2 separate regions of the Homo sapiens genome follow, and region 1 is linked to region 2. Evidence: chromatin loops called from intact Hi-C (ENCODE). Cell type or tissue: IMR-90. All regions are shown on one strand.

Region 1 (5,000 bases), 250 kb before region 2:
TACGAAATGAAAAATTCAGGCAAGTTACAGCAAAGAGCCCAGATAAACAAGGGAAAAAATGCTTGTCTATGAGCAATCTACCAAATCAGGATCGCTACTTGGAAGCATTCAAAATTAGTCTTTATTATTAAAGTACATTTTTTTCACAGGAAGAAAGACTTCCTGTATATGTCTAAACGGTTGATGTAAAAGTGCAGCTGGCCATACATAGGCTAATCCACATTAATTTAATATTAAAATACAGTATGCCAGCTCTTTCTAAATTTGCTCCAGAGCAATAGATGTCTTGGGAGTCCATATTAATGAAACATTATGTTGCTCTAAGCAAAAAGGAGCCCTGCGGAACAGCCCTGAAAAGAAGAAAAAGACCAGGAAACTTCACAGGCTGCTCTGCTCAAAAAGAAGATTAAAAATACCCACTAGAAGAATTAGGAAACAAATACAAGAGCACCTTTTTCTTTAATTTCTCCACTTTCCTCTTTCCACATATGATTTAACACAAGTTTTGCCATAATAGGCTGTCCTTAATAAAGACAACACAGAATGAATTAATAAGTGAATGAATGAATAAAAAACAAATGATTGGATAGAATGGTTCATCATTTGGGATCAATATGTCTATGAAGGATAGTAATGAAAGTATAAGTAGTTGTCAACAGTTTCCCTCTTCTTTCTCACTCAGCAGCAGCCACATGTTCTCACTGTCCTTAAGCAGATCTAGTAGTTGCGTGGAGTGCTAAAGTCTAACTGTGAACTCATCTTTTAATGAAGACGCTAATTTTTAAATCACATGGATGCTATTGATTTGTTTGGCATATCTCATGCATCAATACATATAACATGCATCATCACATACTATAAATTTTTTAAATGTATAGACCCAAAAGATTGTTTTAAGACATAGTAGACCCAAAGTGGAACAATGAATGTGTGAACAACAGTCAAGAAAAAAGTTTAGTTAGTGCTTCATGAGAATACTCATTCAATTAGGAAGTACACCCACTGCTTACTCTAACGTACGTCCTCGTCCTAACTCAGAAACACATTTTGATACTGAGATGACTTCCTTGGCTACACAGGGCCTCCATTTCCCCCCAAAAAGAGGGTTGGATCAGGTGGTGGTTATGGCGTCTCCCAGTTCAAAAAGCCAACAGCATCATTTCAGCGAGGAGTAGTTTAAACTAATGTTTAAAGTATTACAAGTGCCAAGCACTCCAAATAGACTTTAACCACTAAGTAAGAAACCCTGGGCTATTCTCCAAGAGTCTTAAAACTTGCTTAGAGTCCAAGAAGACGGAATTGCTGAAAATAAGTTGTGTTGCCTTAAGAATAGGAACCAAAATATGGTTTTAACCAAAATATTTGATTTGTGTGTTAATACAGACACACTTTTTGTTCTCTGTCCCAGCTTTTAATATTACAAGTCATTTTAAAGTCTAAAACTACGATCAATGGGTTTTTAATGTCATATTTCTCTTAGATTGTTGCTGTTGTTGTTGTTGCTCGGGGTTTTTAATTTCATTTTTCACTAGAAATCTTAGAAATCTGTCAAAGAATAAAGTATGTCTTTGGGCATATATACTATACTTCAAGTTACATGCATTGGAAATTTTACATATGGTATTATCATTGCTTTCAGATTTAGATATTTCAGCTAACACACACGTAGACTTCCCTAAATCAATCCTACCCCTCCACTACCACCTCCACCACTGCTTTTCAAAGGATTTAGCCCATTACACAAATGTTGCTTATATGTATTTCTTCCAGGCAGCTCCCATTGTCTGCAAGTACTCTCTTCAAAAACAAATTCAAAAGTAAAGTTAAATGCAGTCATATTACAGAGATAGCAGCAACAATATTTGGTTAACATAACTTCCCAAAATGTAATGTGTGGTTCGAATAAATTTGTTGGGAAGTGAATGTTTGCAGTAGAAGAGTATAAGCAGATATAAACATCAGAACCTTTACGATTAAATCAACAGAACGCCATTGAAATGTTCTATATCAATGAAGAATGGCTTTAAAGTACAATGCTTTAGTAAACACAGACCCTCACTTTAATCAGTAATTTTAAACTTCCCTTTCACCAAACATTTCACGAATGCCTGCCAGCATGAGATATAATCGGTTAATGTAAGGTTCACCCTCTTCTCCTTTGTCTCCACTATACACATATTTTGAAAATGGAAAGACAAAAAAATGGAAACCAGGGTATTTACAAACGTAATTATTAGCACCACAAAGATCCATAATTCCCATTATTTTATACGTATATTGGAAATGGTTTGTAGCTGCATATGATACCAATACGTATTCACTCCTATCAAAAGATAACAGTCACACCTAAAGGCACATTTCTGTGAAAGCCATTTCACAAAACAGGAAAAAAACTGAATTTTGAAATGATAGAGCTTTGCGTCCTTCTGCCAGGTGTTTTATTTTTATCACATAGTTTCTGTAAGAGAAATTTAGGCACAAATAGTCTTTCTCAATTAGGCCAGCTGGTGGCGGTGTTGACTGCATACCAGAACAGCCTAAACCTGGCAAGAGCTTCTCATTGTTTCAGAAGAGTATTTCCCAAGAAATACAAATGAGTTCATCTTATCTGTGTTTTGAAACTTTCAAAGATATTATTCCCTCATATCAGCGACTACTGTGAACTCCCTTTGTAAAGCCTGATGATCCGTCTATTTCTCTTGGCTCTGTGTACAGCATTCAAGAGACAGGACGTGTTTCATTTCCAAGGCTTAGTTAATCGATGGATATACATTTTATCTGTTCACAGCTAGCACCACTGTTTACCTTGCCCATGACAGGGCTTTGAAACTACATGGGAATTTTCCTATAAGCAGAAGAAAGGGCAACATCTGCATGAGAGAAACACAAGTTTATATTCGGAGTTAGAAACATTAAAATCGTCCAGGCCGCTGTCAGATTAATGTGTATACAGACCCACTCTGGGTATGCAAATCAGGATCTTCCCACGAACTTCTCTTTAATTGTGCTTTTACTTGATATGTCCTTATCTGTGTGTGTGTGTGTAATCTGCCTACTTAATGGAACAATCTCTGACACCAGGGCTTTGAATCATGCCAACAAGATAAACTGAAACCGATCATATTGTCAAAGAGGCATTTATAAATGTAAATACTTCTGTATAATCTGAATAAAATTTTCTCTTTCTTTATTACCAAAGTTCTCAGGTTTACTTACATGCTCCTCTCCTCTCCATATGCATTGCTGAGTTAGTTGTTCATTCCTTTTCTGTAGAATAGAGTTGGCAAATTTTTCTTAAAAGATCAGATCATAAATATTTCAGGCTTTGGGGACCAAGAGGTAAAGTCGAGACTATTACGTGGGCACCTACATAACCACTTAAAAACGTAAAAGCCATTCTTAACTCAAGAGTAGTACCAGATGCAGAGGAAGGACAGATTTGGCCTTGCAGGCCAAAGTTTGCCAATCATCTTCTAGAGAATAAATTCTATCATGGGATGTATGTATATTTTTCCAGTAAAATCCACAAAGACTGGCAGAAAAAAAGACTCTAGCCTGTATATGATGTTAAAATTTTTCTAGTTAAAAATTTTCCAATTTAAAGCTACATATTAGAATTTGATACTAATCATTTATACTTTTTAAAAATGCATACTATTATCACTAAGAAATAAAAATCCTGGACCTGAGATCAGAAAATTTGGCCCAAGAGACACTCATAATGCTGCACAATGGGCTGTGTGTGGCGACAGGGGCAAGAGAAGACAACCAGAAACACCCCCAAATAAATAACCATAATGCTGTGCACAACATACCAAGCACAGCAGGCAATTTTCAGTAACCACCTTATAGCGTGTTTTAAAACTTAGTGTTGACAACACAACATTTTTTTCTTCTTATCGTTAAACATTTTTAGTTTTATTTGTTTTAACTGACTAATAACAATTATACATATTCATGGAGTTCATAATGATGTTTCAATACATATAAAGTGAGTGATCAGATCAGGGTAATCAGCATTTCCATCATCTCAAACATTTATCATTTCTTTGTGTTGGGGACATTTCATAGGCACCAATACCTTAAATTTTAAATTTAGAATTTATATATTTTTGACAATTATTAGCACTGTAGGTTTTCAAGAAAAGATCCCCCTTCTTGCAGACTTGGGACTGTGCAGGGAGCGCTCCGGAGGCCAGGACAAAGGGTATCAGCGATGGGCTGGTGTTGATGTCTCTTCCCTGGAGATCTGAGAGAATGAGGAACTAATCTGTTGAACTAACTTAGAATGAATCATGAGTTTTGGGTTCACACTTTGTTTTTTTTTTTCCTTTCACCAGCAGCATAGGGTATTTTGCAAACTAGATTAGCTAGTAGAAAAGGAATGGCATGAAATAACAGACTCACTCAATAATTATTTGACTTTGCAATATGGTCAAAAATATTCTCAGAAGCTTACTTTTTGAAAATGAAGAAAAGAAACTTGATATGCCTGCATGCTGGGCCCTGACTTAGAGCTAATAGGGACCTTCAATATCATCCAGTTCAGCCCTCTTAGTTCACAGGTGAGTAAATGACAGCCCAGAGCACTTGAGTGGCTTGCCCAAGGCCACACAGCAAGGAACTAGCTATTCCAGGCTGATGCGTAATCAATCTACTTAACAGCAAACTTTCTAGCTCCAGGGACAGAACCAAAAGCAAGTTATTTTTCTTGAAATGAATGGGTCTTTACTTAGACTCACAAGGTAAGAGTAAAATATGAGCTATTTTGAATGCTTTCCAGCATTGTCCAGAAACCCAATAAAAATGGGAATTAAGGGATACAACTCTCACTACTACTCCAGATAGGATAGGTGCAAGCTGTGGAGAGCCGGGGGTTCGGGGGGAAGTGGGAGGTGGGTGGGGGTTTGAGAGCTGGCCTGCAGATGCCCAGGAACCTGAACCCTGCCTCCTCCAGTGGTCACCAGCCACACTGTGTCTGAGGGTCTCCAATGCTGGCA
Region 2 (5,000 bases):
CTATTTATAAAAATGGTGGGTAAAGAGTAAGTTAGTAAATACACTGTGAGTAAAACTTTTCCTTTTTTTTTTCTTTTTTTGAGACAGAGTCTCGCTCTGTCGCCCAGGCTGGAGTGCAGTGGCACCATATTGGCTCACTGCAATCTCTGTCTCCTGAGTTGAAGCAATTCTCCTGCCTCAGCCTCCCGAGTAGCTGTGATTACAGGTGCCCACCACCACGCTCAGCTAATTTTTGTATTTTTAGTAGAGACAGGGTTTCACCATGTTGGCCAGGCCGGTCTCCATCTCCTGACCTCAGGTGATCCACCTGCCTTGGCCTCCCAAAGTGCTAGGATTACAGGTATGAGCCACCTTGCCCAGCCAGGATTCTTGATTAGATTACAGTATGTAATTTACATAAATTAAGGTGAAGACATAAATGATACTTTGTTTAATACCATAATGTATCTCCCCCGCCCCCAAAATTTGTATGTATATTTAAAAAAATTAGACTTAATACCTCTTTTAAAATACATAGTAAAGCTTGATATTAAATATGATTTCTACTTTATCCTTACATATGGCGGAGTTTATAAAATTTGCCTTGTTAAAGTTGGATCCTTAAAGTTAGTACGGTAAAATAAAATGAAATCTTTTCTAGTTCAAAAAATGTAATGCGTAAGAATTTTTTCTGCTACTTTGTACTGTAAATCATTAATTGGATACCTTACCAGTGCCAGCAAGAAATAAATCATATGAAAATGGTTTGAATGTATCAGATTTCTATTTTTTGAAAAATGTCTAAGATCGAAGATGAGTGATTAGTAGGTATCACTTTTACTCTTTGAAAAATGGCAGAGTATGTTCCTAGTTTGGAAATGTTAATTTAAAGTGTAATCCACAGCGAATTTAGATTTGCTTTATTTATAAGAAACCGCACATCAAGCCTTGGTTTGGCATGTTACAGCTCCGTTAACAGTTTATCGTTAAGAGACTGATTCTTTAGAAAATGTTGCACCCTGAAAGGTTAGCTCAACTTGTGTACGGTTCTAGTGTTGATAATTAAAGTGAAATGTTTGCCAGAGAAGAGGAGTATTGTGTTGATAGCAATTATGCAGTTATTCTAAATGGGAGCTGATAGAGAAGAGGCAGCAGTTTCGCACTTCTTATGCTGTTTGGTATATCAGGGTAAAAAAACCTGTTCCTGAGTTTCTTTTCTACTCCCATTCCATATATTTCATTGGTGCCAGGTTTTTATTTTTTTAGTATATAACAGTAAAGTCTTTTAGAAATTAGTGGTATTGACAAAATAAACCTTTTAGGACATTCTTCAAGACTGTCAACCCACATTATTAGTACTGATGGTAAATAACCAGTCTTTACCCTGAGTGCATGGATTAATTGTTACATGGTGTAGGGGACAGGGTTTTTTTGTTTGTTGTAACATTCCCATATGGCTCACACTAGAGTGCCTTTCTATTTGTTTGTTTGACACTAACTTATCTTAGGACAATTCAGAGCCAGTATGGTCAGTCCTAAAGGGGAGGCTGAGAGGCTCTTTAGTGTGGTCTGATACATTTCTCCATCTTCCCTAGAGAAGAAGTGTTTGAATATTTGACAGAAGTTAGTCGATTATTATGTCACAATATTTGAGTTATTGGTTGTTTACATAATGTGTGTAAATAATTTTTTCATCTGTTTGCTTTGCATTTGCTTTATATTAAATATTAGGAAAGTGTTTTGGTTTAGTGATCATTTCTTTTTTTTTTTTTTTTTTTTTTTGAGACGGAGTCTCGCTCTGTCACCCAGGCTGGAGTGCAGTGGCGTGATCTCCGCTCACTGCAAGCTCCGCCTCCCGGGTTCACGCCATTCTCCAGCCTCAGCCTCCCGAGTCGCTGGGACTACAGGTGCCTGCCACCACACCTGGCTAATTTTTTGTGTTTTTGGTAGAGACGGGGTTTCACCATGTTAGCCAGGATGGTCTCGATCTCCTGACTTTGTGATCTGCCCGCCTCAGCCTCCCAAAGTGCTGGGATTATAGGCGTGAGCCACCGCACCCGGTTAGGTTTAGTGATCATTTCACTCTATCATTTGGCAAGATATTTAGATTGCAATTTAGCAAAAATTAATTTATCTTATTGGAATTATTTACTTAAGTGACTTAAAATTTCAACTTTTGTTTTTCAAGCATAAGTTCATCAAATTTGCCAAATTAAAATTTATCAGCAGCAATAATGGAAAAAATCTATTGGTTATGTTCAATAATATTATGTTAAATAATGTAACTTCAGTCATTTTTCAGTTTTATAAATTTGCTTCACAGAGAAAGAAATGGAAATTTCCAATAAGCTTTACGTTTGTGTAGGGAAGCAAATTATCCCTAAAGCTTCCTTCTTCATCCCTCTAGATTAGAGACATGATTGTTTTTGAAACTGAGGAAGTTTCTGGTGTGTTTAAGAATGTTGTGCTCTTTTATACACATAGATGGCAGCAAAGAATTAGACAAAGGAAGTGAACCTTGCAGTTGTAGTGAAAGATGAGTGACAGTACAAACTGACTCCATCAGCATAGCTGCCTGTGTCTCATACTTAAACATAAAATAAGAAAGAAAGCTACTATTGATAACACAAGAATATAGGAGAACGAAGAAGGCTCTGAGAAGCTGTAATACACTGAATTTCTGGACAAATCCCAGGTGGGGAAGCTTAATCTTTTAAGGTATGTCATCCACTCCTGTAAGATGATTGAAATCAGCTAAGATAATATGCATGTCAAAATAAAGAGACAGTGAAGGGCTGAGGGGCAGTAGGGCCAGAGGGAAGTAAAAGAGAAACCACGCACAAGTTGCAGCGGCAAGCAATAGCCTGCTGCCTGCGGGCACTGTGGAGTTTGGCCTGCATGTCTCCTCTTTAGTTAAGCAAGTTACAAAGAGGAAATGTCAGTCCACGAATCAGGCAAACATTCCCTGGGAACGTTTGCTCAAATGTCAGCATTTTAGAAAATAGAACTGTAGTCTATTATGGTTCAGTCCCCATACTGGGTTTGCTGTTAAGTGCACAAGCACAAATATATTGCTTAAGAATGCATTTGCTATTAACAAGTCATTTTATGTCTTAATTAACATTCCTAAATAATGACATAATCACTATAAAAGATGACAGTCATCATTATAATTAATATTTAATATGTGTGTGCTTCCGAGGACCTTTCTGTGGCTTCTCACAAATTTCCAAGGTAATTTTCAAGTTTTAGAATTGCATTTGGTGAGATCACAGTCATGAGGATCTAATGAAGTAGAATCATATTTAGTAGAAACTGAGATTCGGAAGTGAGTTGTAGAAAAGCAATTTGTAACATGTCCTTAACAATCCCATCACCTCAGTATCTTACTAATTATAAACGAAATAAGGGCTTCTTAATGCCACTAGAGTAATGCTAACATTGTTTAGGAAAACATTTCTCCTACCCTCTATTTTTTTTCTGGTCTACTCTCAGGAATTTTAGTACCACAGACTAATCTCTGGGTCACAAAATTTATTCTAAAGGTGTGTATAACAACGTGCTTAAAAGCAGTATCTGGCAAGTCTCTCTTGTGACAGCAACGTTATTTCTGACATAATTATTTTCTTAGTAAATTTGATATCTTAACAACCCCTTCCCTCATTTCTGAGTTCAAAAAATAACACTTAATATAATTTATTTCTCATACTTAATAAAAGCTTACTTGAGAGCATATTGCCATTCATCCTCTAGCTGCTTCCCCCAAATGAGGTTAGAAGGGAATGCGGTTTGCGAGGGTATAAGGTGGTTTCCAGCATCGTACGCTGTGTACTGTAATGGGCCTCAATGTTGTTTTAATGAAGCATTAAACATATTCTGGCTGTTGCTTGTTACTTATTAATGATTAATTGGTTATACTCTGTCATATCAGTAGAAAAAGAAGATATGTATGTAGTTTTTCTGTTTTAAGCAGTCTACTGTGTTAACTTCAGTTTGTATGCACAGATATTATCTGTGTTACCCTAATATTTTTAGTAGTGTAGGCGGTTTGAAAACAAGGACAAAGAAAATTCTGATGTCTAAACACATAATCTTGCAATTTTGTGAATTTTTAATTTAATTAAATGGAATTTTATAAGTTGAACTTTCATTATCATATATTTCTTAAAACCAGGGTGTAAGATAATTGAATTAGTCACAATTACATAAACATTTCTTTATAGGTCATTTTTGAGATAGCAAATGGGTTTTAGATTAAAAGGTTGTTTAAAAACAGCTTTTAATCAGAATATAATATGTTTTGCAGGTGACTGCGTACTTTTTCTTTTACACTTTTAGCCCCTCTTTGGCAGGCATTAGATTTAGACTGTGACTTTCTTAATGCAATAACATCGTGCAGATTATTTATGTGACCTTTTCACTGCCACGGTTTTCATTAAACGGACAGTATTGCAACACCATTTCCTTCAATTGCTTGGTTTCAAAAGAATCGTGTCTCAAGCAGGCAAATCTAAGTGATTTGTGTTGCTTACTAACTGAAGAATATTGTTTTAAAACTTTTTTTAAAAACCAGCATATTAATTTTCTTCATATTAGCACTAGAACATTTATTTTCCTTGACAATATTTTATAAATATTTTGCATGAATAATTAAATGTTGGATAATTAATAACATTTTTTTCAATTTGCTTATAATTTTTAAATGGGCTTTTAAAAATGATACACTTTATAGTTTTTGATGCCCTTTTTAAAGTCTAAAAACAGATTTTGTATGAATTATAGGGGACTTCAATGTTTTATTGGCATTTTATAACCAATTTTAATTTATGATGGCTTTACATTTGTTTACGTGACTACATCTTACAAAATCTTAGATATTTGAAAAATTTCCAGTGTAGTATAATAATAGCTTAAGTAATACTTGCCTTGTTTGTCTTTCTTACTTACTTTAACTTTCACATGGTTAATTAAGTAGCATTCCTGTTGATTAATAAACTAGAGCGCACACTGTTGTTTGAGGT

The links. Peaks named below come from ENCODE experiments on the same cell type or tissue, not always from the same donor. Only the 100,000 strongest peaks of a DNase experiment are listed, where the experiment ranks them.
Region 1: a loop joins it to region 2, with 6 times the contacts of the local background. A loop is called at or near these places in 39 of 110 quality-filtered maps.

The regions. Positions count from the first base shown.
Region 1 is chr6:2,351,588-2,356,587 of GRCh38, reverse strand. The region is part of intron 4 of GMDS-DT (GMDS divergent transcript); the gene reads right to left. Among named protein-coding and RNA genes, the nearest start is that of GMDS-DT, 110 kb to the right of the region's middle. In IMR-90, a CTCF peak has its summit at 2,508 (motif pointing right); DNase peaks (open chromatin) are centred at 2,537 and 4,367; H3K27ac peaks cover 869 bases.
Region 2 is chr6:2,101,943-2,106,942 of GRCh38, reverse strand. All of the region lies in intron 4 of GMDS (GDP-mannose 4,6-dehydratase), which reads left to right. Among named protein-coding and RNA genes, the nearest start is that of GMDS, 140 kb to the left of the region's middle. In IMR-90, a CTCF peak has its summit at 2,472; a DNase peak (open chromatin) is centred at 2,482.